Regions from separate parts of the Mus musculus genome. Here region 1 is linked to region 2. A link is a loop called in an ENCODE intact Hi-C map of the cell type or tissue named here. Cell type or tissue: gastrocnemius. All regions are shown on one strand. Links, peaks and the distances in the headings refer to the core of each region. The heading gives the core; the rest is flanking DNA. Region 1 has its middle 710 kb from the start of Gm46962. Region 2 has its middle 520 kb from the start of Gm46962.

Region 1 (12,887 bases), core at 1,856-9,855, 180 kb after region 2:
GCACTCCATTGTGTAAATGTATCACATTTTCGTTATTAATCCCTCTGTTGAAGGACATCGGGGTCCTTCTTTCCAGCTTCTGGATATTATAAATAAAAATAATATGAACATACTGGAGCATATGTTCTTGCTGTATGTTGGAGCATCTTATGGGTGGATACACTGGAGTGGTATAGCTGTATCCTCAGGTAATACTATGTCCAATTTTCTGAGGTAATGTCAGACTGATTTCTAGAGTGGTTGTACCAGCTTGCAATCCCACTAACAATACAGGATTGTTCCTCTTTCTGCACAGCCTTGTCAGCTTCTGCTGTCACCTGAGTTTTTGATTTTAGCCATTCTGACTGGTGTGAGGTGGAATCTCAGGGTTGTTTTGATTTTCATTTCCTAGATGACTGAGGATGTTGAACACTTCTTTAGATGCTTCTTGGCCATTTGGTATTCCTCAGTTGAGAATTATTTGTTTAGCTCTGTACTCTACTTTTAATAGAGTTATTTTATAGTCAGGGGTAAAATTTAAGTTCTTTGTATGTATTGGATATTAACAATGTATTAGATTTATCATTAATAAAGAACTTTTCCTAATCTGTTGGTTTCAGTTTTGTCCTATTGACAGTCTCCTTGCCTTACAGAAGTTTTGCAATTTCATGTGGTACCATTTGTCAATTCTTGATTATAGAGCATAAGCTATTGGTGTTCTGTTCAGGAAATTTCCCCAGTTGCCCATGTATTGGAGGGTCTTCTGCACTTTTTCTCCTATTAGTTTAGTGTATCTGGTCTTTTGTGGATGTCCTTGATCCACTTAGACTTGAGTTTTGTACAAGGAGATAAGAATGGGTTGTATTGCCTTCTTCTACATGCTAAACGCCAGTTGAGCCAGCACCATTTGTTGAAAATGCTGTCTTTTTTCCACTGGAAGTTTTTAGCTCCTTTGTCAAAGTTCACCTGACCAAAGTTCTGTGGGTTCATTTCTGGGTCTTCAATTCTATTTCTTTGATCTTCCTGCATGTCTTTGTATTAACACCATGCAGTTTTAACCACTATTACTCTGTAGTCCAGCTTAAGTTCAGGGATGGTGCTTCCCCCAGAAAGTCTTTTATTGTTGAGAATAGCTTTTGCTTCCCTGGTTTTTTTGTTATTCCAAATGAATTTTCAAATTGCTTTTTCTAATTGTATGAAGAGTTGAGCTGGAATTTTGATGTGATTGCATTTAATCTATAGATTGCTTTTGTCAAGATGGACATTTTTACTGTAGTATTCCTACCAATCCATGAGCATGGGGGATCTTTCAAACTTCTAAAATATTTTTTGATTTTTTTTTTTTAGAGACTTGAAGTTTTTCTCATACAGATCTTTACCTTGATTGGTAAGAGTCACAGCAAGGTATGCAATATTATTTATGACTATGGTGAAGGGTGTTGTTTCCCAAATTTCATTCTCAGACTATTTATTCTTTATTCGTAGAAGACTACTGATTTATTTGAGTTAATTTTATATCTAGCCACTTTGGTGAAGTGGTTTATCAGGTATAAGAGCTCTCTGGTGGAATTTTTGGGGTCACTTAAGTGTACTATTATAAAATCTGCAAATAGTGCTATTTTGACTTTTTCTTTCCAACGTGTATCCCTTTGACTTCCTTTTGTTGTCTTATTGCTCTGGCTAGGATTTCGAATCTATACTACATTGAATAGAAAGGGAGAGTGTGGTCAGCATTGTTTAGACCTTGATTTTCATGGGATTGCTTCAAGATTTTCTCCTTTTAGTTTGATGCTTGTTACTGGTTTGGGACTGGTTTAACTATATTCAGGTATGGGTCTTGAACTCCTGATCTTTCCAAGACTTTTTCCATGAAGGGGTATTGAATTTTCTCAAATGCTCTAAACATCTAATGAGAGGATCCTGTGTTTTTCTTTTTTTTCCCTTGAGTTGTTTATTTAGTGGATTATGTTGATGGTTTTCCATCTATCTAATCATCCCTGCATTCCTGGGAGAAAGCCTACTTGATTTTAAAGGAGTGTTCCCAGAGTTGCAGATCATTGTCTGTAAGTGCTGCTGCTTGAGTTTTTGAAATTACCTATTCCTGCTCATGTACTAGAGTCTCATATGAATAAGAAGAAGGCACCAAAAAGATTCAATTCCAAAATTAATATTAGATATACATTTTGCCAAGAGGGGAATATTAGATTGAAGTTATAATGGGTTGTTTGAAATACATTCAAAAACTTTTCAGAATGAGCTCAGTTTCTTTTCTTTATAAAGAAACCTTAACTTATGAAACCTAGTTAAAGGAATACTCAAAACTTGCCTATATAATATGTTCAATAAATAGTTATGCACAAAAAACAGCCAAAATTAGAAAATCGGATTTAAAAACAAAACTCATTTGAATATTTAGCTCAAAGTAAAAAGCATGGTGGAAGGTATGCCTTATGAGTTGGAATATTGACAACATATATTATTTTGTTACTGGCTCTGAGTGATCTTTGATGCAAAAACTATTTGGATAAACATAATATTTAACAGGGTTTGTATTATATAGGTTCTGCTCCAGTCTACACTATGCAACTTATAATACTTAATCAAGGGTTCATTTGTGTTCAAATGAGACTATGACATTTATTCAAAAGAAGAATAAAGTCTCAGGTTTTCTGTTTGTGACTTTTGTTCTTCAAACTTCCTTAAATATGTTCCTCATTAGTGTGACCTTGTGTCTCTAAGATTTGTTCACTAAAATGATCCGGGAATTCATTATTAAAATTTACTTTGAGTATCAATGGTGAGCTGTAGTTCAGTCATATGACCAGCCAGTTTCATTCATTTCTTATTATAAACTATTTTGACATGTACACTACAGAAAGTGCTATTCATCACATTTAATAATACAGTGAAGAAGAGTGGAAACAGAAGGTGTCTTCTTAATAACAACATACTTTCAGTTCTAACTTACAGTGTTTTGCATAGTAGCCCTTTGGGATTCCATACTTCTTACAGTTAAAACTCTTGCCTCCCCAGAGGGCCAACAGATTGCCTTGAGTAGAATAAACCTCTCAAAACAACAGAAGATTTTTATTTCATCTCTGTGGGTTTGTTCGTATTTACTTCACAGGAGACTGAATAAAGGGATAAAGGATTTCTTGAGTCTCCCTCTCATACAAGGTGCTTAAAGGATAACAGAAAATTATATCCTTCTATGAATGTCCTGAGGAATTCTTTATCCAGGAAAAACCAATTCTTCTCCTGAAACTCTTTTCATACACACACACACACACACACACACACACACACACACACACACACATAATTTGTTCACATACAAGTATACATAATCAATGCACATACACTACACATACACCATATATGCTAAATAGCATAATAGTTATATTATAGATCTGAAAATGAGCAATGCCTTAATCTAGTGTTCTGTTACCTTGGCTGTCTATAGTGGGTATAAAACAAAACTGTCCAAAGAAAAGATTCATGACATTTATGAAACAAGGGTTCTTATTCAAGCATGTATCAAGGCATATTAGAAAATCTCAGTATTTACTAACACTATTGGCTTCATTTATGGTGTAGTGAGATTGTATCTTAGAGAGGCCTTACCTCATTGCAAATCAACTGGTATATATCTACATGGCACACTATAAAAACAAAGACTTTCAAGGCATTGGCATATACACATGGCATACAGACATATACATAAGTAAATAAAAAACAAAGTTCAAAATAAGTTTTCTCTTGCTAGCTTATGATTGTTGGTCTCACTATAATTTGGAATAAATGTTTACTTTCACCTACAAAAGAATTCACCCAGCACACAGTTATTCCATGGCAGTTTTTGCTTTATTATTAGAAAAGTAGACAAAATGACATTTTTTCCATCCATCTGTAGCCTGGACATCACAATCTCATATCCTTTAAGAAAGGCTTCATTATTTCATAATTACAGAATATCATGAAAATTCACAGAACAGAGAGCCTTAGGCATAACTGCAACCCAAATAATGTACAACTTTTGTCTTTCATTTGAGAGAATGCCAACTCTATTTTATTACTATTTATTTTTATTTCTAAAGCTGTCCATCTACTAGGCCAGATGAAAAGTGGAAAAGAATAATGAAATTACAAAATGATCCATGACTTCTTATTCTTGAAGAAACCCCTGATTTCAACTTGAATGTGTGGTATACCAGGAGTTTAGGAGCATTCCTTGGTTTCTGCTGATATCAGGCTAATGATATAGTAATCTCCTAATTTGCCATTCAATTAATGGTGACTCTGTCCTCTACATATGCAGATGAGTAGGAAGAGGATTGGACTAACTGGATGCCAAATATTATGCCTGTAATTGACCTGCTCCGTTTCCGACCTGGGCCGGTTCACCCCTCCTTAGGCAACCTGGTGGTCCCCCGCTCCCGGGAGGTCACCATATTGATGCCGAACTTAGTGCGGACACCCGATCGGCATAGCGCACTACAGCCCAGAACTCCTGGACTCAAGCGATCCTCCTGTCTCAGCCTCTCGAGTAGCTGGGACTACAGGCATGCGCCACCGTGCCCGGCTATGCCTGTAATTGGAATCATACAAACAATATTCATGTTTAATCAAGACAAAAATGACTTCTCTGAAGTTCCAAGTCATGATTACAAATGGTTAAAGATTACCCATAGTCAACCTTCCATACCTGGGATTCAAAACAGCAAGAACACCAGAAACTGGGAGGGAGTCTTCATAGCTGTTCTGTGACCAGACATTGATTGACTCCTGGATAGGGTACAACAAGACTAACAAAATGTTCCAAGTGAGGGTAGTGGACCAACACAAATAATCAGGGCCTGGGAAGGTCTAATTTTTCTTAGTAATTTAACTTTTCTGTGTCTGGGTCTCTCATTCTACATGAGAATGTTGAAAAATTTACTGCTGATTATTTCTGCCAATGGCTGACCTTATTATAAAAATACTTTGATACCTTTTCAGCATTGCAATAGATACTAGTACTGGTGTTATTTCAATTTCTCCTTTAGATGAAGAACATGAAGAGAACAACTGTTTGTAACTTGAACTCTTTCCATTTTTTTTTTTTTTTTTTTTTTTTACTTATAGCACTGCTAACAGGAGGATGTCAGTCCACTGATTCTAACAAATAAGTCATGGGGGGTTGGAGACTGTCTTTTACCAATTGTGCACTTAACCAATGTAGACATTTGAATATCCCTAGAGCGATTTTTCTTTTTTAAGTGTATGTCATTTGTTGAACCACCTTCAGAATATCTACTGTAGCGATTTTTCTTTTTTAAGTGTATGTCATTTGTTGAACCATCTTCAGAATATCTAATTGTTTTATTTTTACTAAACTACTCAATAGACTGCAATGTATTTCTTGTTTGGACTTTTTCTTTCTGTTCAAATCCTCTTTTCTGCCATTTACTAATATTGTTCACAGTTCCTTCATATGTGGGGTAAGTAGTGATACTGGTGACTTTAACAAATTATCTTCTTCCAGGGCTAGATAGATGGTCAGCTATTAAGAGCACTGGCTGTTTTTCCAGAGGTCCTGAATTTATCTACCACAACTCACATGGAAACTCACAATCCTCTGTAACTCCAGATCCATAATATTCAACATCTAACATCTCCTTTTGGCTTCCTTGTGCTATGAAAATCATGCATAGTAATTTATGCATCAAAACAAGCATGAACATAAAACAAAATGAGAAAATATGCCTCCTCCTCTAATTCTGGAACATGAATTAATATACTGTAACCCCCCAAGTTTTCTAGAACTCACCCTGGTTCAATTGTCTCCAAAATGAATGAAGAGTAATGTCCTTAGCTCAATATCTCCCCTCAGCTTTCCTCTTTTCTGTATCATATTCTTTAGGGTTCAATTTATGGAAATCAGAGAATTAGGAAGGATTCATGAAATAGACAATTCTGAAAACCCTTTCTACGTGGCTGAGGAAGATTATTTTCAGTGTTTGATACTGCTGTGCACCATTATCACTACACACATTGAAACTGGACAGAAGAATCCAACAGAACACAAGCACTGCAGACACATTTATTTGCATACTTTAGGAATCTCATAAATACATTAAAGTGGAAGCCATAATATACATGCAGAAGAAGTGGTAGAGACGTGTGAAGGCCCTATACATGTTCCTCATTCTCTGTGGGCTCATATGAGCTTTGTTCAAATCAAATACGAGGGCATGGTTTTCTTGGTGTTTTCCATCTCTTTTTTGCCTCTTACTTCCTTCTGTCTCCTCTTTACTGGGGTTCTTGGAGCTCTAAGGAGAGGGATATGATTCAGACTTCCCACTTGGGACTGAGTGTTTACAGCCTCAGTTATGCTAAGATCTGGGGGACTACAAAGTCTGGGACCTTGATATATATATCAAGAAAAGAAGTTTTACTCCATGTTTACCTATTAAAATAATGCTACATATTAATCAAATTCATATGTGTTCTCTTTATGGTATAATCAAATGATAATCCAAGATTTCTAGTAATCAACATCAAATTCCCTTTACCTCTAATTCATGAGGCAGTATATTCTTCCAAATTTTTTTACTCAATCATTTCTTTTAAATCTTTTCAATTAAATTTTGTACTATTGAAGTTTGGGGAGTAGTAAAGTAGCAGAATGATTGCTTTTGAACTTAGTGGAACCATGATGAGATCAGTACCAGAAGCCTAGTAATTGAGGTCTAGAGATCCATGTGAGAATTGGCTTCTACTTTCACAAATACAAAACTGAACTCAGCTGTGGGTCATTTATTCTGCCCTAATTTTGCTAATGGTCTCATGATGTTTGGATCTTGACAATGCTATCTTAACAGCTATGCATTAATCTTTCCTTTTTAAATTGTTTAATCAGATATTTTCTTCATTTACATTTCAAATGCTATCCCCAAAGTCCCCTATACCCTCCCCCGCCCTTCTCCCCTACCCACTCACTCCCACTTCTTGACCCTGGCGTTCCCCTGTATTGGGGCATATAAAGTTTGAAAGACAAAGGGGCCTCTCTTCTCAATGATGTCCAACTAGGCCATCTTCTGCTACATAAGCAGCTAGAGACATGAGCTCTGGGGGTACTGATTAGTTCATAATGTTATTCCATCTATAGGGTTGCAGACCCCTTCAGCTCCTTGGGTACATTCTTTAACTCCTCCATTGGGGGCCCTGTGTTCCATCCAATTGATGACTGTGACCTTCCACTTCTGTATTTGCCAGGCACTGTCACTTGATATGCACTAGCTGATAAGTGGATATTAGCCCAGAAACCTAGAATACCCAATATACAATTTGCAAAACACAAGAAGGTCAAGAAGAAGGAAGACAAATGTGTGGACACTTCATTCCTCCCTAGAATAGGGAATAAAATACCCATGGAAAGAGTTACAAAGTTTGAAGCTAAGACGAAAGGATGGACGGACCACCCAGAGACTGCCCCACCCTGGGGTCCATCCAAAAATCAGTCATCAAATGCAGACACTATTGCACATGCAAGCAAGATTTTGCATGAATCTTTCTTACCTCTGTATTTCCTTGATCTTTGACACCCATCTGAAAAGGAAGATTAATCATTCAGTTGTGTGAAAGAGGTTTTTATCAAATGAGAATTTGTGTGAAACTCACCTAAGAGTCACCATTTGCCAATTTTTATTTCCAGTGTATTATTTCTTTAGTATATTGATGAGATTGCTCCCCCAATTCATTCTTAAGTCCTCAGGTTTGAAAATTATTAACATAATTAACTGCTCACTGTGGGAGCATAAGCAACCCTACAACTGAGTCGCCCCTGTATAGGTACCAAGTGCTTGGGGAGAGAAGGCAAGTGTGATTGTTTATCCTAAAGAATCCACAAAGGTGCTTTCTCACAAGTGTTCTGCATCATGTTTATCTGCCATTTCTGAAGACCATCTGTCTTTAGGAACGTCTCTTTCCAAAGCTTTGCTGACATCAAAAGTGACCATTTTCAGAGTAATGATTTGAGTTCTCAAAGGGGCTTAAATAGGAAGCATAAACACCTATCACAACAACCCAAAATTTAGAAACATGTGCAAAACAATAATGTAATAGCTATGAATACTAGTTTAAAGATAAATGAGAAGTGTAAAATCAAAGAGGAAAAATACAGAGTGGAAACAGTGACAGTCATTCTGAAAGGGGACATGGCAAAGAAAAGGGACAGAGAGGTTTCTGCTACAGATAATGTAAGTCCAAACTAGGAAATAGACAAAGAAAACCTAGAGCTATATTGATGGGTAAACAGATTTTTATTAAATATTAAGTTACCATCCCATAATCAGCTTCCAAACGCTGACACCATTGCACACACTAGCAAAATTTTGCTGATTTTATATTTTTATTTATATTTATTTTTATAGCTCTCTCTTGTGAGACTATGCCGGGGCCTAGCAAATACAGAAGTGGATGATCACAGTCAGCTATTGGATGGGTCACACGGCCCCCAATGCAGGAGCTAGAGTTATTACCCAAGGAGCTAAAGGGAACTGCAACCCTATAGGTGGAACAACAATATGAACTAACCAGTACCCCGGAGCTCTTGTCTCTAGCTGCATATGCATCAAAAGATGGCCTAGTCGGCCATCACTGCAAAGGGAGGCCCATTGGACTTGCCAACTTTATATGCCCCAGTACAGGGGAACGCCAGGGCCAAAAAGGGGTAGTGGGTGGGTAGGGGATTCTGGGGTGGTGGATATGGGGGACCTTTGGGATAGCATTGAAAATTTAAACGAGGAAGATACCTAATAAAAAAATTAAAAAAAAAGAGTTAATGTGTTGTTTTTTTCCTGTAGTAACAGCAATGAAGAAGGTGAGGGGGGGAGACTAATAATGTAGAGTCAATCTGTGCATTCAGATAAAAGCTTATTTTTAAAATTTTCTATATTTTTGAGTTTTACTCAAATACACAACAAACTATTATCATGTCTATTCTCATTTCCTCCCTCTCATACTTTTTACATCCATGTAATACAACCATCTTTCCAAATTTCCTCATATTTTTCTTTATAACCTACTTATCCTAGGTAGTGATATCCACATGAGCATGGATGTGGTTCCCTCTTCTGAAACATGGTAACCCTATGTTCACCTTTAGTACTAGAGAATAATATTATATTCTCTAATACTAAAGGCTCTGCATCTCCAGAAACCACTATACCACTACTTGCTCAGTATAGGTTGAGTCCTGGAGGTGAACTTGTCATCTAGATCAAGATTTTGACTGCCATGATCTTGCAGATAATCACTGCTTCTTGAGTTCATGATTGGAATAGGCACATTGTGTCCAGAGGACAGCATTTCATAGCTCTCCTCCTATTTTCTGAGTTTTACATTTAATCTCTACCTATTCCATGACACTTTCTGAGACTTTAGATAGAGATATAAGTTAGATGCCCCATATTAAACTAAGCATTCAGGTCTGATTGTGTCATCATTCTGACTAGTTATGTATTTCTCCATTGACTTCTGATTAGTTAAAAACGAAGCTTCCATAACCAAAAGACAAGAAACAGAGAAACCAAATTCCTGGGTATTTGTATGTTTACTTAATTTCCCATTACCAGAGAGTCATCATATGTTATAAAATGTTGTCACACCATAAAATGGTTGATTTGTCCAGCTTTAGTCTCTTGTTAGAAGGTACTTTGTCCATAGTACTTGATTCTGTCATGTTCTGTGTCCAAAATGTGTCTTCTATTCATCAATGCAGTCCTACTATCAAGTTTTATTGAGAATCTAAGATCAGTTGCAAGATCCTGTACTATTTTGATGTCTCCATATTCAGGTCATTTTTCCTGGAAGACAGATTATATCAGGGCACATCCATAGCAACATAAGAAGGTGCAGGATCCGCTGGACCCTTCCATCAGAAGAAACTCAGAAAATCAGTTTCCCTATTACTAGTGTCCTTTGTGGTAAACTAAAGTAAAAAACACTGAGTTTGAATACAGTCCTGTTTTACTGATTACCCAGTGGTTCTATTCCAGTTAAGAGTGTTATTTCTCCTACTCTTAGAATTTCCACATCTATATCATAAGTCTTTATTTAGGGTGGAATACCCTGAATCCCTGAAGAATTACCATTTCAATGTTTAAATGTATGCAGGAGTCATCCTTGTTCATGTCTTGTTTATGCATCAGCCTTTAGACTACCTGGATGCAGCTTCTCTAGTGTTTCTAGGAGACACAGTCTGCTTTAGGTTTTATTTCTCTGAACAGACATCATGACCAAGGCAGGTCTTATAAGTACAACATTTAATTGAGGCTGGCTTACAGGTTCTGAGGTTCAGGTCATTATCATCAAGGTGGGAACATAGCAATATCCAGGCAGGCATGGTTTGGGAGGAGCTGACAGTTCTACATCTTCATTTGAAGGCTGCTAGCAGAATACTGGTTTTCAGGCATCTAAGATGAAGGTCTTAAAGCCATATCCAAAATGACCCACCTACTCCAATAAGGCCACACCTTCTAATAGTTTCAAAATCAGGGCTGAGCATATACAAACCATCACACTATCTTAGAGCAAATCTGCAGTTTCTCTGGCTCTTAAAATGTTTTTACCCACTCTGCAATGATTCCTGGGCAATAGGTGCAGAAAGTGTGTTGTAGTTGGATAATTTAAGAGTGGTCACAACATGATCTCCTAGTATCTACATTTTGATTATTTGTGGAGTCTTTTTTGAAATGATTTCCATCTGTTGCAAAGAGAATTGCATATTACATATGTAAACAATATGAGTCGAACAAACTGACTTTATTTATGTATGAATAGAGGTAATAAGAAGCCATGAATCTGAGAAAGAGCAAGGAGTGGATGTGGCTTTGTATGGATAAAGGAGTAAGAAGTGGCAAACAGTATGTGACTATGTTATAGTTTTTAAAAAATAAGAAAATGATTATAAATTACCTCAACCCAATTATTCCACCTAATTGAAGACCAAAGAGATAACCAAACTTACCAGAATTACTAAAAGTTAAATATTTCAATAAGGAAAAAGTGTACTGATTGTGCACCAAAATCTACTTTTGGCCGTCTATCGCTCCTCTAAGAATTGAAAAATAGAAGCTATGCCAGGTGGGGAACCTCAGTGAGGCCTATACAGATGGTATTGAAATTATACAGATATTCATTATAATGTTTCTTAATTTACTAATAGCATATTTGGTAGTTTAGGTAAGTAATGTTTTCCATTTATAAGGCTACCAAATTATTGCATTTTTCTTTTTTTTTTAATCAGGTATTTAGCTCATTTACATTTCCAATGCTATACCAAAAGTCCCCCTTACCCACCCACCCCCACTCCCCTACCCACCCACTCCCCCCCTTTGGCCCTGGCGTTCCCCTGTACCGGGGCACACAAAGTCTGCGTGTCCAATGGGCCTCTCTTTCCAGTGATGGCCGACTAGGCCATCTTTTGATACATATGCAGCTAGAGTCCAGAGCTCAGGGGTACTGGTTAGTTCATAATGTTGTTCCACCTATAGGGTTGAAGATCCCTTTAACTACTTGGGTACTTTCTCTAGCTCCTCCATTGGGAGCCCTGTGATCCATCCATTAGCTGACTGTGAGCATCCACTTCTGTGTTTGCTAGGCCCCGGCATAGTCTCACAAGAGACAGCTACATCTGGGTCCTTTCAGTAAAATCTTGCTAGTGTATGCAATGGTGTCAGCATTTGGAAGCTGATTATGGGGTGGATCCCTGGATATGGCAGTCTCTACATGGTCCATCCTTTCATCTCAGCTCCAAACTTTGTCTCTGTAACTCCTTCCATGGGCAAACAGTATGTGGCTATGTTATAGTTTTTAAAAAATAAGAAAATGATTATAAATTACCTCAACCCAATTATTCCACCTAACTGAAGACCAAAGAGATAACCAAACTTACCAAAATTACCAAAAGTTAAATATTTCAATAAGGAAAAAGTGTACTGATTGTGCACCATAATCTATTTTTGGCAATCTGTTGCTTCTCTAAGAATTGAAAAATAGAAGCTATGCCAGGTGGGGTACCTCAGTGAGGCCTATATCGATGGTATTGAAATTATAGAGATATTCATTATAATATTTCTTAATTTACTAATAGTATATTTGGTAGTTCAGGTAAGTAATGTTTTCCATTATAAGGTTACCAAATTATTGCATTTTTAAATGCAAACCTGATTTCAAATTGCAAGTAATTAATATTTACTCTACCATTATATGTAGTATCACTACTCTTCCTTGATTCTGAGCAGTAGCAACAATCTATAACTCTAAAGCTGCCACATGATCTCAAGATATCATAATGTGCCATCATTTTAAAACATCATTGGATATTCAACAGTTTGTTGTATTGTGGCTTTATAATAAATGACTTTATACCGTCATTACCATAAGAAACTTCTATATTATTTTATCTTTTGTAATCTCACTGAATTTCAGAGAATATTTAATACCTCTGTATTTTCATTTCATGAAGTCATGAAATGTGGTATAAGTATGAATGTGTCTGTATGAACACTATTTTATTCTTGTCTATAACCACTGGAAATAGAATCGTCACATTTGTCATAGTACTTCTTTTATTCTAAACAAACTACTATTTGGCACACAACACTGTAAATGTAGTATTTCCTCTAGATTCCAATATGGACATTATACAACCCTGCCTTCACTTTGGCTATCTTAACAATAGATGGCAGCACAATCACATTCCTTTTTTTTTTCTCACTTTTTTTTTTTTTTGCATTATATTTTTTATTTTATTTTAATTTGGAATTTTCTTCATTTACATTTCCGATGATATCCCAAAAGTCCCCCATATCCTCCCCCACCCAACTTTCCTACCCACCCACTCCCACTTCTTGGCCCAGACG
Region 2 (12,887 bases), core at 2,900-10,899:
AAGTGTGAAAAAACATTCTTAAGAAAGATCTAGAGGCATAAACATACTTCATCATAACTATGCTAACTTTAAAGTTATAGGAAGATACTTGAAACTTTATCTAAGGTAAATAAAAACTATTTTTAAATAAATAATTTTATTCACTTTACAACAGTATATCAGCCCTCCTTCTCCTCCCACTACTCCCTCATGCAAATCCTGCCAATTCACTCAGTCTTTGTTTTATGTAAAACTTTTGATCAAACTTATATTTAAATTTGTAGACTAGGATGTTGTCAATATTTAATAACTAAAATGTAATTTATTTGAAAAGTGTTCTCAGATATTCTCAGATAACAAATAGAAAATGAATCAAACAGTTTCAGGGCACAGTGCATACTAAGAATGGTGATTATTCAGAGAAGTTTTAGATGAATGTTTCTTCATGAATCTCCAGCCCATATTCTCTTAAATCCAGCAGAACCATTGTTTCCATTGATTTCATTGGGGTAGTAATTTTTCCTATCTCTCTAGGGATGGCATCAGTGCTTGACAATTGCAGAAATGTCTCTAAGCACACCTGTGCTCCAATCATGTCTGGATGCTACTTTTCCATTAGCTTTGTGGGAATGCTCATCTGAACATTTAGGAGCAAGTAGGTGAGGTTAGTCTAATGAGCAGTATTCAGGAAAACAAGAAACACATAATGTTCTCTGTGATCATTATAAACAGTCATTCTTGATACTACTTTATCATGGGAGAAATATATCTTAAACTTCTGAATTGAATATGCCTTGTTCAGTATATCAAATACATCTTGTCTTTAGGGAAAATAGATGGATAATATTATAGGAAAAGAATTTTCCTCCTAAAAAGGGAGAATGCGAAAACAGAAAATTTCTTTTCCATCAGTGTAGTGACTATATATAAGTACATTTTGTCCTGGTTTAACCTGGTTTGCCTTAGTTAACAGACCATGTGTTTATAAGACAAGAACTGCGTGTCCTATATCTTGATATTTGCATACTTCATCTTCAGTAGTCACAAATATCTCACAGCTGTTTTAAAGCGATGTACTTAGGAGAAGAGCAGTAATTAGCCAGGGAACAAAATTCAAATACACAATGGATTTTCAGGTGCAGATTTTCAGCTTCCTGCTAATCAGTATCTCAGGTAACAGAGAGCAGAGAGTCTGAAATCAGAATTCAACCAAAATTCTTTTCCCTGGGAACTTTGAGTCTAACATTTACTTTTTTCTTTCTTTCTACTGAATGTAGGGTGGTATAAAATTATTTTTGTATCTCTATTAATCCTTTTCTCTCTATGTTGCTTTTTTTTCTAGTTGTAATGTCCAGAGGAGAAAATGTGCTCACCCAGTCTCCAGCAATCATGTCTGCATCTCTAGGGGAGAAGGTCACCATGAGCTGCAGGGCCAGCTCAAGTGTAAATTACATGTACTGGTACCAGCAGAAGTCAGATGCCTCCCCCAAACTATGGATTTATTACACATCCAACCTGGCTCCTGGAGTCCCAGCTCGCTTCAGTGGCAGTGGGTCTGGGAACTCTTATTCTCTCACAATCAGCAGCATGGAGGGTGAAGATGCTGCCACTTATTACTGCCAGCAGTTTACTAGTTCCCCATCCACACAGTGATACAGACTGGAACAAAAACCCTCTAAGTCCTTAGGGCCCAGCTACTTCCTTCTAGAGAAAAACTGTGGCCAGTGATTTGATTGCAGTAGTCCACACAGTGTGTTCTGCTTTACAATGTCCTTTGCAACTTTGGATGACTGTCTCTATAATATTCAACTGTACTTCAGCACTTTTCTCAAATAGTCTACTTTTACAGTGTTTATTTATTCTCAATTTTTGTTCTGTTTGTTGAAGACAAGTGTGGCAGGCCCTCTTCACCTATTTTACTGGTGGTCCCCATGTACCTTGACATCTATTTTCTGCTACTTTCACTGATTTTAGAATCTTCTTGGTAGGTGGTATTTGTTTCAGCCTAGTCATTTACTCACAATAAACTGCTGTTGTTATCCTACAAAAATAGTATCCATCGTGATCTAATTTCTGATTTTTATTAGCAGACCTTCTTTTCCACTAAATTGTCCTGTTAATATGTTCTTGAAATGATTTTATCTCCAAACAAAACAAAACTACTGACAATCATGTATATTTTCTTTCTACTCTCATGACAAGTAATTGAAACATTCCACTAACAAACCAAGAAGGCAATAGAGAACTAATAAGTGAACATTATTTTTTCTTTATATCTATCTATCTATCTATCTATCTATCTATCTATCTATCTATCTTTCTATCTCTGTCTATCTATCTCTGTCTATCTATCTCTGTCTATCTATCTATCAATCTATCTATCTATCTATCTATCTATCTATCTATCTATCTATCATCATCATCTATCTTTGAATCCATTCGTGTGTGTGTGTACCTTACTGTAAATAATTAATTTCATAAGTAAATTTTATGGTTCTAAATGGAAACACAAATTATTTAAAGTATTTATATGTACAATTACATTTAAATTTAAATGACAATAACAGGAATAATTATGTAATAGTTTATTTTCAATTTTCCAATTTTTGGTGTTTGGTATGAAATCCATCAGATATTGTTACCTGCCTCCATGTCTGCATCTCTAGGAGAAAGTGTCACCATCACAGGAAGTGTCAAGATATTAATATGTATTTAGCACTATATACATACATACATACATATATACATACATACATACACACACTCACACACACACACACACATATATATATATATATATATATATATATATAAATTTGTCATGATAATTTTTTTCAAAATCAGCAGTTTGATATTTAGTCCTATCAAAGAAAGGACTGTGTATAGAGGATCATGGGCTTCTGAGAAGCCCTGACCACACAGAAGAACACTGATTCAGGCAAAATCTGTACACATATAAATCAAAAAGGAAACCCTTCTACATTTATGTATAGTTCCTTTAGCTAGGAGACATTTTGGATCAAAAATTTTGAAGATGGGTGGCTGGCCCTATCTATCCACTGGGGACCATGTATATGTACTGGAGGTGGTCTCTTCAGGTTTGATCTCATTGTTGCATATTTTGGATATGTTCATCAATGTTGCATCCTGGAAGCATCTAATATCATAGGTCGTTGGGACTTTCTGGAGGTTCCACCAACCCCAATCATGGCAGCTGGATACTTTTAATTATTCTCATGGCCTTCCGGGCTTCTTTATTGTCTCCATCCATTCCTCATCCTCCCCATCTTCTGACCTCCAACCCAGGTTCCTCCTTTACTCTGCCTCCCATGAATAAATTGTTCACCCTTCTAAATGAGATTGGAGCATCTGCAATTGGACTGTTAAACTTCAAACTGTCTTTGAGTTGTTAATTTTTTATTGGTTATTTTATTTAATTACATTTCAAATGTTATCCTTTTTCCTGGTTTCTCCTCCACAAATTCCTTATACCATATCCCTCCCACCTGCTTCTATGAGGGAGCTCCCCCAACAACCCACCCACTCCTGCCTCAGTACCATAACATTTCTCTACTTTGGGGTATTGAGTCTCTACAGGACCAATGGTCAGTGCTCCCATTGAAGCCCAACAAAGCCATCCTCTGCTACATAAGCAGGTAGAGCCATGGGTCCCTCCATGTATACTCTTTGAATGGTGGTTTAGTCCCTGGGAGCTCTGAGGGATCTGGTTGTTTGATATTGTTGTTCTTCCTAAAGGGCTGCAAAATCTCTCAGCTCCTTCCATCCTTCCCCTAACTCCTCCATTGGGGTCTGTGTGCCCAGTCTAATGGTTGGATGCAAGCATTCACATTTGTATTGGTCAGGCACTGGCAGAGCCTCTCAGGGTACAGTTATACCAGGCTCCTGTCAGCAAGTACTTCTTGGCATCAGCAATTGGGTCTAGGTTTGGTATGAGTTGTATTATGGGTATTCTGTACTTTTGGCTAATATCCACTTATCTGTGAATACATAGTGTTCATGTCCATTTGTGTCTGGGTTACCTCACTCAGGAAGATATTTTCCAGTTCCATCCATGTTCCTGGATGAAGTCAATTTGAGGAGACTCTGCCATTGTGAATGGTTACATTAGGAGATGGAACAGATTTCATGTTGGTAGAATACAGCAAGGAAAATACAAAATCCAATAGTTAAATGGGTATTTGTTAAAGATGTCCTTCATTTTTTTCAAGACAATGGCTATGTCAAGAGGGAACATATGGCAGGGTCAGTAGTCTGAGGCATCTACAGAACACCAGGGTTAAGTATGTGTAAAAGTATCTCATGATATTTTGATGAGAAGTCAAGGAAGTTAGCCATGCAAAAGATCTTAAGGAGCAGGTGCCAGGCTCTGAACTCCTTTGCAGGCTTCTGTTGAAAAGAAAAATAGGATTCCATAAAATGTTTGAGGTGTACCAATGTTGACTGCAATGTGGAAGAGTCAAGGACTGAGGATAAATCCCATGAGGCACAGTTTGCAACCTGTGGTTTAAAGCACCTCCTGAAACACAGCACTATAGTGGGACTTTCTCAGACCTACCACATGTGTAAATAAGACAGAGAGGGTTCTAATAAGCTTTCACTGGAACATACTAGAAGCTATCATTCAAGCTTAACCCAAATGCCCAGCCTTTGATCTGCCAGGTGATTAGATCTATATATCTCTGCTTAGGCCCCATTCATGTCTGTTCCCCTCCATGTCTGCTCTCAATTTTCTTACTTTTGCTTTCTTCTTTCTAGATCAGTCTGTCAGCCTGGAAGTTCTGACCCCTGCTTCCTTCCCCAGCTCTTGGTCATAAAATCTTTACTATAAACAATCAGCTGCATCACAACATCTGATACATCTCTTTGGTTATCTAAGACTTTGAGGATATGAACCTAGTGAAAGGCCATAAATATGAAATAGCAAAATTCTGCCAGTAATTAGCTTTTTGGTACAGAAAGTTACAATTAAAATTCTAGGAATGCACAGAATAGGCTCATTCCTGTAGACAAGCAGGACCCACAGTAGGGGCATAAAGACACTAACCCACTCACAAATCTCTCATCCCAAAATTGTTCCTGTTTAAAAACAATACTGGAACAAAGATGGAACAGAGACTCAAGGGAATGAAAAACCAACAACTGGCCCAACTTAAAATCTATCTCATTGGTAAATGCCAATCCCTGACACTATTAATGATACTCTGTTATGCTTGCAGGTAGGGCCTAGGATAACTGTCCTCTGAGAGTTTCTACCCAACCCACAGCCAAATATTGGACTGAGGTTGGAGACTCTTATGGAATAGTTGGGGGAAGAATTGAAAGCCCTGAAAGGGTAGGAATTCCACAGGAAGTCCAACAGTCAACTAACCTGGACCCTTGGCTGCTTTCAAGCACTTAGCTACCAACAAAGAGCATACACAGGGTGGACTGAGGAACCTGGCCTTGTTTGTTCACAGTGGACTTGATATGCGAGGGTGGTTGATACCAGTGCTACCCTTTTCAGAAAACAAGGGGAGGTGAAGGAGTGAGAAACTCTGAGAGTATACTTGGAAGGGGGGCAGCATTTGGGATGTAAGCAAATACATTAATTAATTAAAAAAAATACCAAGAAATACCTTTACAAAATGTGAAGAAAGGTTATCAGAACATGGCATAGTTGTGTGAAGGAGCTTTAATTCTCTTCCATTTCTCACATGGAAATAGTTATGCTTCAGTGTTTAAGGACATATAGCCTCATCATCACACATGGAATGAGACAGAAGATGAGTGGCTCCTTTGTAATAGTCTGAGATGTTGTAAGTGCAGTAAGGATACAAAGATTCTGTCTTTAATGGTGGCATTTTAGACCCAGGAGAAACTCATCCTCCCTTGTGTGTCAGTCTCTTTCTAATTATGTGATGTGATTTCTATTTCTGAAAAGAGCCAAGCAAGGTTTCATTCACCATGTTGTGACAATTTCAAAGATTTACCAACAGAGACTGATAGATGAGAGTACACAATTTTGTATGCCCAGCCTCTAATTCTGTCAGTTAAGTAAATCTCTCTTCTTAACAGTGTAGATAGTTACATATGTACCTAGAGACACGAGCTCTGGGGGGTACTGGTTAGATAATATTGTTGTTCTACCTATATGGTTGCAGACCCCTTCAGCTCCTTGGGTACTTTCTCTAGCTCACTGTGTTCCATCCTATAGGTGACTGTGAGCAACCACTTCTGTATTTGCCAGGCACTGGCAAAGCCTCACATGAGACAGCTATATCAGGGTCCTTTCAGCAAAATCTTGCTGGCATATGCAATAGTGTCTGCATTTGGTGGCTGATTATGGGATGGACCCCCAGGTGGGGTATCTCTGGGTGGTCCATCCTTTGTCTTAGCTCCAAACTTTGTCTCTGCAACTCCTTCCAGGGGTATTTTATTCCCTATTCTAAGGAGAAATGAAGTATCCATGCGTTGGTCTTCCTTCTTGATTTTCTTGTGTTTTGCAAATTGTATCTTGGGTATCCTAGGTTCCTGAGCTAATATCCACTTATAAGTGAGTGCATATCAAGTGACTTCTTTTGTGATTGGTTTACATCACTCAGGATGATATCCTCCAGATACATCCATTTCCCCAAGAATTTCATAAATTCATTGTTTATAATAGCTGAGTAGTACTCCGTTGTGTAAATATACCATATTTTCTGTATTCATTCCTCTGTTGAGGGACATCTGGGTTTTTTCCAGCTTCTGGCTATTATAAATAGGGCTGCTTTGAACATAGTGGAGCATGTATCCTTATTACCAGTTGGAACATCTTTTGGTTATATGTCCAGGAGAGGTATTGCTGAATCTACCGGTAGTACTATGTTGGCCATCATTTGGAAGAGATGCCCCTTGGTGTAGCAAACTTTATATGTGAACAGTACAGGCGAATAGTGAGTGGGTAGGGGAGCAGGGAGTGGGTAGTTGGGAGAGGGTATAGGGGACTTTTGGGATAGCATTTGAAATGTAAATGAAGAAAATATCTAATAAAAATAGTGTAGATAGTTGTAAGAATTATAATAAAGCAACAGTAAGAGAATTTTTATGCAGAGCTATAGGGCATAGGGATATAGTGAGAAACAGAGTGTTGATTTTGTGCTTCATCCTTTTGGAATTATAGGACTCAAAGTAATATATTCCTAGGGTGCTGTTTCAATATCCTATCCATATTCTAGGAACTATACCATATGTAAAGATTCAGCAAATTCTTAATATAAAATAAAACCACAGTAGAAAGCTTGTATCCAGTACAAATTAATAAGGGGAAAAACCAGAAGGGTTTAAAATGATTCTATGGAGTACTTTAAGAATAAATTAGTGATGGGGTTGCCATCCCACTGTCATATCTCTGATTCATAATTGATCATGTCTGAAAGAACTGTAGGAATGGAAATGGGGAAGTCTGAGGAAAGAAGGTCCAGCATCAGGAACAAAGGAACAGACACAGTATGTACTCACTCATAAATGGATTTTAGGCCAAAAGCTCAGAATACCCAAAATACAATTCACAGGCCACATGAAGATCAGGAAGAAGGAAGGCCAAAGTGTGGGTGCTTCAGTCCTTCTTACAAGGGGGAACAAAGTACAGGAGCAAATACAGAGACCAAGTGTGTATCAGAGACTGAAAGAAAGGCCATCCAGAGACTTCCCCACCTGGAGATCCATCCCATATGCAGACACCAAACCCAAACACTACTGTGGATGCCAGGAAGTGCATACTGACCGGAGCCCGATATAGCTGTCTCCTGAGAGGTTCTGCCAGAGCCTGACAAATACAAAGGTAGATGCTCACAGCTCACTGGACTGAGCATGTTTTCCCAATGGAGGAGTTAGAGAAAGTTCTGAAGGAGCTCACAGGGTTTGTAACCCCATAGGAGGAAAAACAATATCAACAAACCAGAACTCCCAGGGTCTAAGCCACCATCCAAGGAGTACACATGATGTGACCCATGACTCCCGTTTTATATGTAGCAAAGGATGGTCTTGTTGGACATCAATGTGATAAGAGGCCCTTAATCCTGTGATGGATTGATGCCCCAATATATGAGAATGTGAGGGCTGGGAGGAAGCAGTGTGTTGGTGGGTAGGGGCACCCCCTCATAGAATCAAGGGGAGGGGTGGGATAGGGTTTTTTGGATTGGGGAACACGGAGAAATGGCATAACATTTGAAATGTAAATAAAGAAAATTTCCAATAAAAAATAAAGAAATAATATATTTGAATATTTTTTGAAAATGGTTGATATCTTTTCAATTTTTTGTACTCTTATAAACTAAACACAATTGATATAGTCAGTTAGAATCATCTTAAATGTATTATCTTTTTCTGCTTTATTAAATTATATATTTTAGTCATTTACATTTCTATGCTATCCCCAAAGTCCCCTATATCCTCCCCCTGCCTTGCTCCCCAACCCACCCATTCCTGCTTCCTGGCCCTAGCATTGCCCTGTACTGGGGCATATGAATTGTATTAAATGTCTTATCATATATCATGTTTAATATATCACCTTAAACACATCCTGTGAAATTCTGTCACAACTGTGCTGCAGGTACTAAAGGAGAAAAAGAGAAACTAATGGTCAAAGAAGATTATGTGTGCCTCTGAACACTAAGTGCACAGTAACTTTCATAGCCTGACTGTATCTGAGAAATAATATTAGTAGGTGGAAACAAGATAGGCAGCTGGGAATTCTGCTTCATTCTTTGGTAGTTTATGTCATGGCTTGTTTCATTGTAGTAGACAACAAAACAAAATACTAAAATACTGTTGACAGTAATAAGTAGCGATCTCTTCAGGCTGCAGATTGATAATGGTAAAAGTAAAATCTTTCCCAAAACCACTGCCACTGAACCTTGAAGAAACTCCAGATTCCGCACTGATAGGATGGTATATTAGAAGTTTATGAACATTCCCTAGTTTCTACTGACATCAGGCTAACCAATCATTAATACCCTCATATGGCCTGCAGGTAAGGATGACTCTGTCTCCTAGAGATGCAGACAAGGATGGTGATTGTGTCATGCTGATGTCACATACCAGGCCTGTCATTGGAAACATACAAACAATATATATGGTTAATCATGATAGAACTGACTTCTCTGAATTTCCAGTTAGCACTGATTACAAAGGGTCAAATGACTTCCCGTGACATCCTTCCTTACCCTGGAATCAGAATAGTAAGATCAGCAGAACCTGAGTGGGAGACATCATGTCTGTGCTGTGACATGTCATTGACTGACTCCTAGACAGGGTGTGACCAGACTATTAAGAAGTTCTGAATGATATTGCTGTCTCTTGTGAGGTTATGCCAATGCCTGGAAAATACAGAATTGGATGCTTACAGTCATGTATTGGATGGAGCACAGGGCCCCCAATGAAGGAGTTAGAGAAATTCCACAAGGAGCTGAAGGGATCTGCAACCCTATAGGTGGAAAAAAATATGAACTAACCAGTACCCCCCAGAGCTTGTGTCTCCAGTTGCATATGTAGCAGAGGATGGCCTGGTCGGCCATCAACAGGAGGAGAGGCCCTTGGTCTTGCGAAGAATGTACAAGAGAATACCAGGGCCAGGGAGCAGGAGTGGGTGTGTTGGGAAGCAGGGTGGCAGGAGGGTATAGGGGAAACTGGGAAGGTGGATAGCATTTGAAATGTAAATGATGAAAATATCTAATTAAAAAAAACGAATTCTAATAAAAAAAGAAGAAGTTCTGAGTGAGTGCGGTGGACACATGCAAATCATGAGAGCCTGGGCAGGGCTGGGCACAGACATAGGCTCTTTATTTTAGTAACTTAACTGGGCTGTGCCCAAGTGTTTTAAGCAGACCAGAATACTGCAGTTTTGCTGGAGATTTTTTTTTTTTGTCAATGGTAAATTTTTTCAACAAAAGTTTTGTTTTCTATACACAATAGTATTTTTCAGTGATCACCGTGAGTGTAGTTTTTTCTCTAGACTCCAAAATAGACAATATCCAATCTTACCTCCATTTTCACTATTTTAGAAAAATATGGCACCACTCACACATAGTTTTCCAGTCACCATTACCAATCTTGGAGCTTAATACTTGAAAATGAGCATTCTTTATACCCTTGATCTACTTGGCCTCCAGGAAGATCCCCAAGTCTTGCCTCCTTTAGAGTTCTCTTGTGAATGACTATATACACATTTAGCCTATTGATCCTGACAATCCAGCAATTCCTCTGTCTTCAGAAATGGAGAACAAAGTCTCCCACAACTCTGGATTCTAGCAATGCACTTTCCTGTTATAGGATGATCCATTTCCACTAGAAGCTTATAGTAACAATACCAGAGATGACTAGTACTTTTTAAAATAGTAAGTCCCAGGAAATGGAAAGATGACTTAACACATAAGAGCACTTTTTATTAAATATTTCTCTATTTACATTTCAAATGTTATTCCCTTTTCTGGTTTCCCCTCTGGAAATCCCCTATCCTATTCCCCCTCCCCCTGCTCACCAACCCAGATAACAGCATTTTTCCTCTTGCAGATGACCTGGATTCAATTACCAACATTCATATGGTGATTTAATACTATGTGTAATCACAGTCCCAAAGGATCTAAAGCCTTCTTCTGACTTTCTTGGATACCAAACTTAAATGCGGTGCACATATATACATGAAGAAAAAACACTCAAAGACAGAAGAAATTAAATAAACCTGAATGAGTTAAAAAAAAAATCAGACATCCCTCATTTTTAACAGGACCAAGACAATCATTATTGTGCTTTTAAATGTTTCCTTAGAACCAAACACTAATTTCAATACTGTCCTGGGGGAGATATCCCATCCTTCATCTACAATGAGCTCTTTGACCAATGTCATTATTTGTTTGCTTTATGTAACAGCACAGATGATTTAGTGCCATTACTACTGAAATATAAAAATCTATCTTCAAAAGAATAATAGAAGATGTTTCTTTCTGAAGGAAGAAGAATATGACAAGCACAAACAAGAAAATAAGAGGGCCACTTTTTTAAAAGATATTTTATATATTCATATTTCAAATGTTATCCCCCTTCTCAGGTTTTTCCCCCTCCCCCAGGAACCCCCCTATGCCTCCTCCTACTGCTTCTATAAAGGTGTGTCCCCACCCACCAACCCACTCACTCCTCCCTGCCCTCACATTCTCACACACTGGGGCATCCAGCCTTCACAGGACCAAGGGCCTCTACTCACATTTATGCCCAACACGGCCATCCTATGCTACATATAAGGCTGGAGCCATGTGTCCCTCTATGGGTACTCCTTAGTTGGTGGTTTAGACCCTGGGAGCACTGTTTGGTTGATATTGTTGTTCTTCCTATTGAGTTGCAAACCCCATGAGCTCCTTCAGTCTTTTCTTTAACACCTCCAATTGGAATACAGTGCTCAGTCCAATGGCTGGCTGTGAGCATCTTCCTCTGTATTTGTCAGGCTCTGGCAGAGCCACTCAGGAGACAGCTATATTAGGCTTCTGTCACCATGCACTTCTTGACAACCATAACACTGTCCTACGTTGCTGTCTGCATATGGGATAGATCTATATGTGGGGCAGTCTCTGGATGACCTTTCCTTCAGTCTCTGCTACACACTTTGTCTCTGTAGTTGCTCCTGTACTTTGTTCTCTCTTCTAAGAAGGACTGAAGCACCTACTCTTCCTTCTTCTTGACCTTCATGTAGTTTGTGAAGTGTATCTTGGGTATTCTGAGATTTGGGGCTAATATCCACTTATCAGTGAGTACAAACCATATGTGTTCTTTTGTGATAGGGTTACCTCACTCAGGATGATAATTTCTAGCTCCATCTGTTTGCCTAAGAATTTCACGAAGTCATTGTTTTTAATAACTGAGTAGTACTCCATTGTGCAAATGTACCACCTTTTCGTTATTAATCCATCTGTTGAAGGACATCGGGGTCCTTCTTTCCAGCTTCTGGATATTATAAATAAGGCTGATATGAACATACTGGAGCATGTGTTTTTGCTGTATGTTGGAGCATCTTATAGGTGGGTACGCTGGAGTGGTATAGCTGTATCCTCAGGTAATACTAGTCCAATTTTCTGAGGTAGTGTCAGACTGATTTCCAGAGTGGTTGTACCAACTGGCAATCCCACTAACAATAGAGGAATGTTCCTCTTTCTGCACAACCTTGTCAGCATCTGCTGTCACCTGAGTTTTTGATCTTAGCTATTCTGACTGGTTTGAGGTGGAATCTCAGGGTTGTTTTTATTTTCATCTCCCAGATGACTGAGGATGTTGAACACTTCTTTAGATGCTTCTTGGACATTTGTTATTCCTCAGTTGAGAATTATTTGTTTAGCTCTGTACCCTATTTTTAATAGGGTTATTTGATTGTCCGGGGTAAAATTTCTTAAGTTCTTTTTATGTATTGGATATTAACATTGTATTAGATTTAGATTAATAAAGATCTTTTCCCAATCTGTTGGTTGCAGTTTTGTCCTATTGACAGTCTCCTTGCCTTACAGAAGTTTTGTAATTTCCTGTAGTCCCATTTGTCAATTCTTGATTATTTCACATAAGCTACTGGTGTTCTGTTCAGGAAATTTTCCCATGTGCCCATGTATTGGAGGGTCTTCTGCACTTTTTTCTCCTATTAGTTTAGTGTATCTGGTCTTTTGTGGATGTCCTTGATCCATTTAGACTGGAGTTTTGTACAAGGAGATAAGAATGGGTTGTATTGTCTTCTTCTACATGCTAAATGCCAGTTTGAGCCAGCACCATTTGTTGAAAATGCTGTCTTTTTTCCACTGGACAGTTTTAGCTCCTTTGTCAAAGTTCACATGACCAAAGGTCTGTGGGTTCATTTCTGGGTCTTTGATTTTATTTCATTGATCTTCTTGCATGTC

The links. Peaks named below come from ENCODE experiments on the same cell type or tissue, not always from the same donor. Only the 100,000 strongest peaks of a DNase experiment are listed, where the experiment ranks them.
Region 1: it touches region 2 in a loop (3-fold over the local background); 11 of 42 quality-filtered maps call a loop at or near these places.

What each region holds. Positions count from the first base shown.
Region 1 is chr6:69,508,014-69,520,900 of GRCm38, reverse strand. It overlaps Igk. Among named protein-coding and RNA genes, the nearest start is that of Gm46962, 710 kb to the left of the region's middle. In gastrocnemius, for the core only: no CTCF peak of the experiment used is centred there; no DNase peak of the experiment used is centred there.
Region 2 is chr6:69,689,504-69,702,390 of GRCm38, reverse strand. It overlaps Igk and Igkv4-50. Among named protein-coding and RNA genes, the nearest start is that of Gm46962, 520 kb to the left of the region's middle. In gastrocnemius, for the core only: no CTCF peak of the experiment used is centred there; no DNase peak of the experiment used is centred there.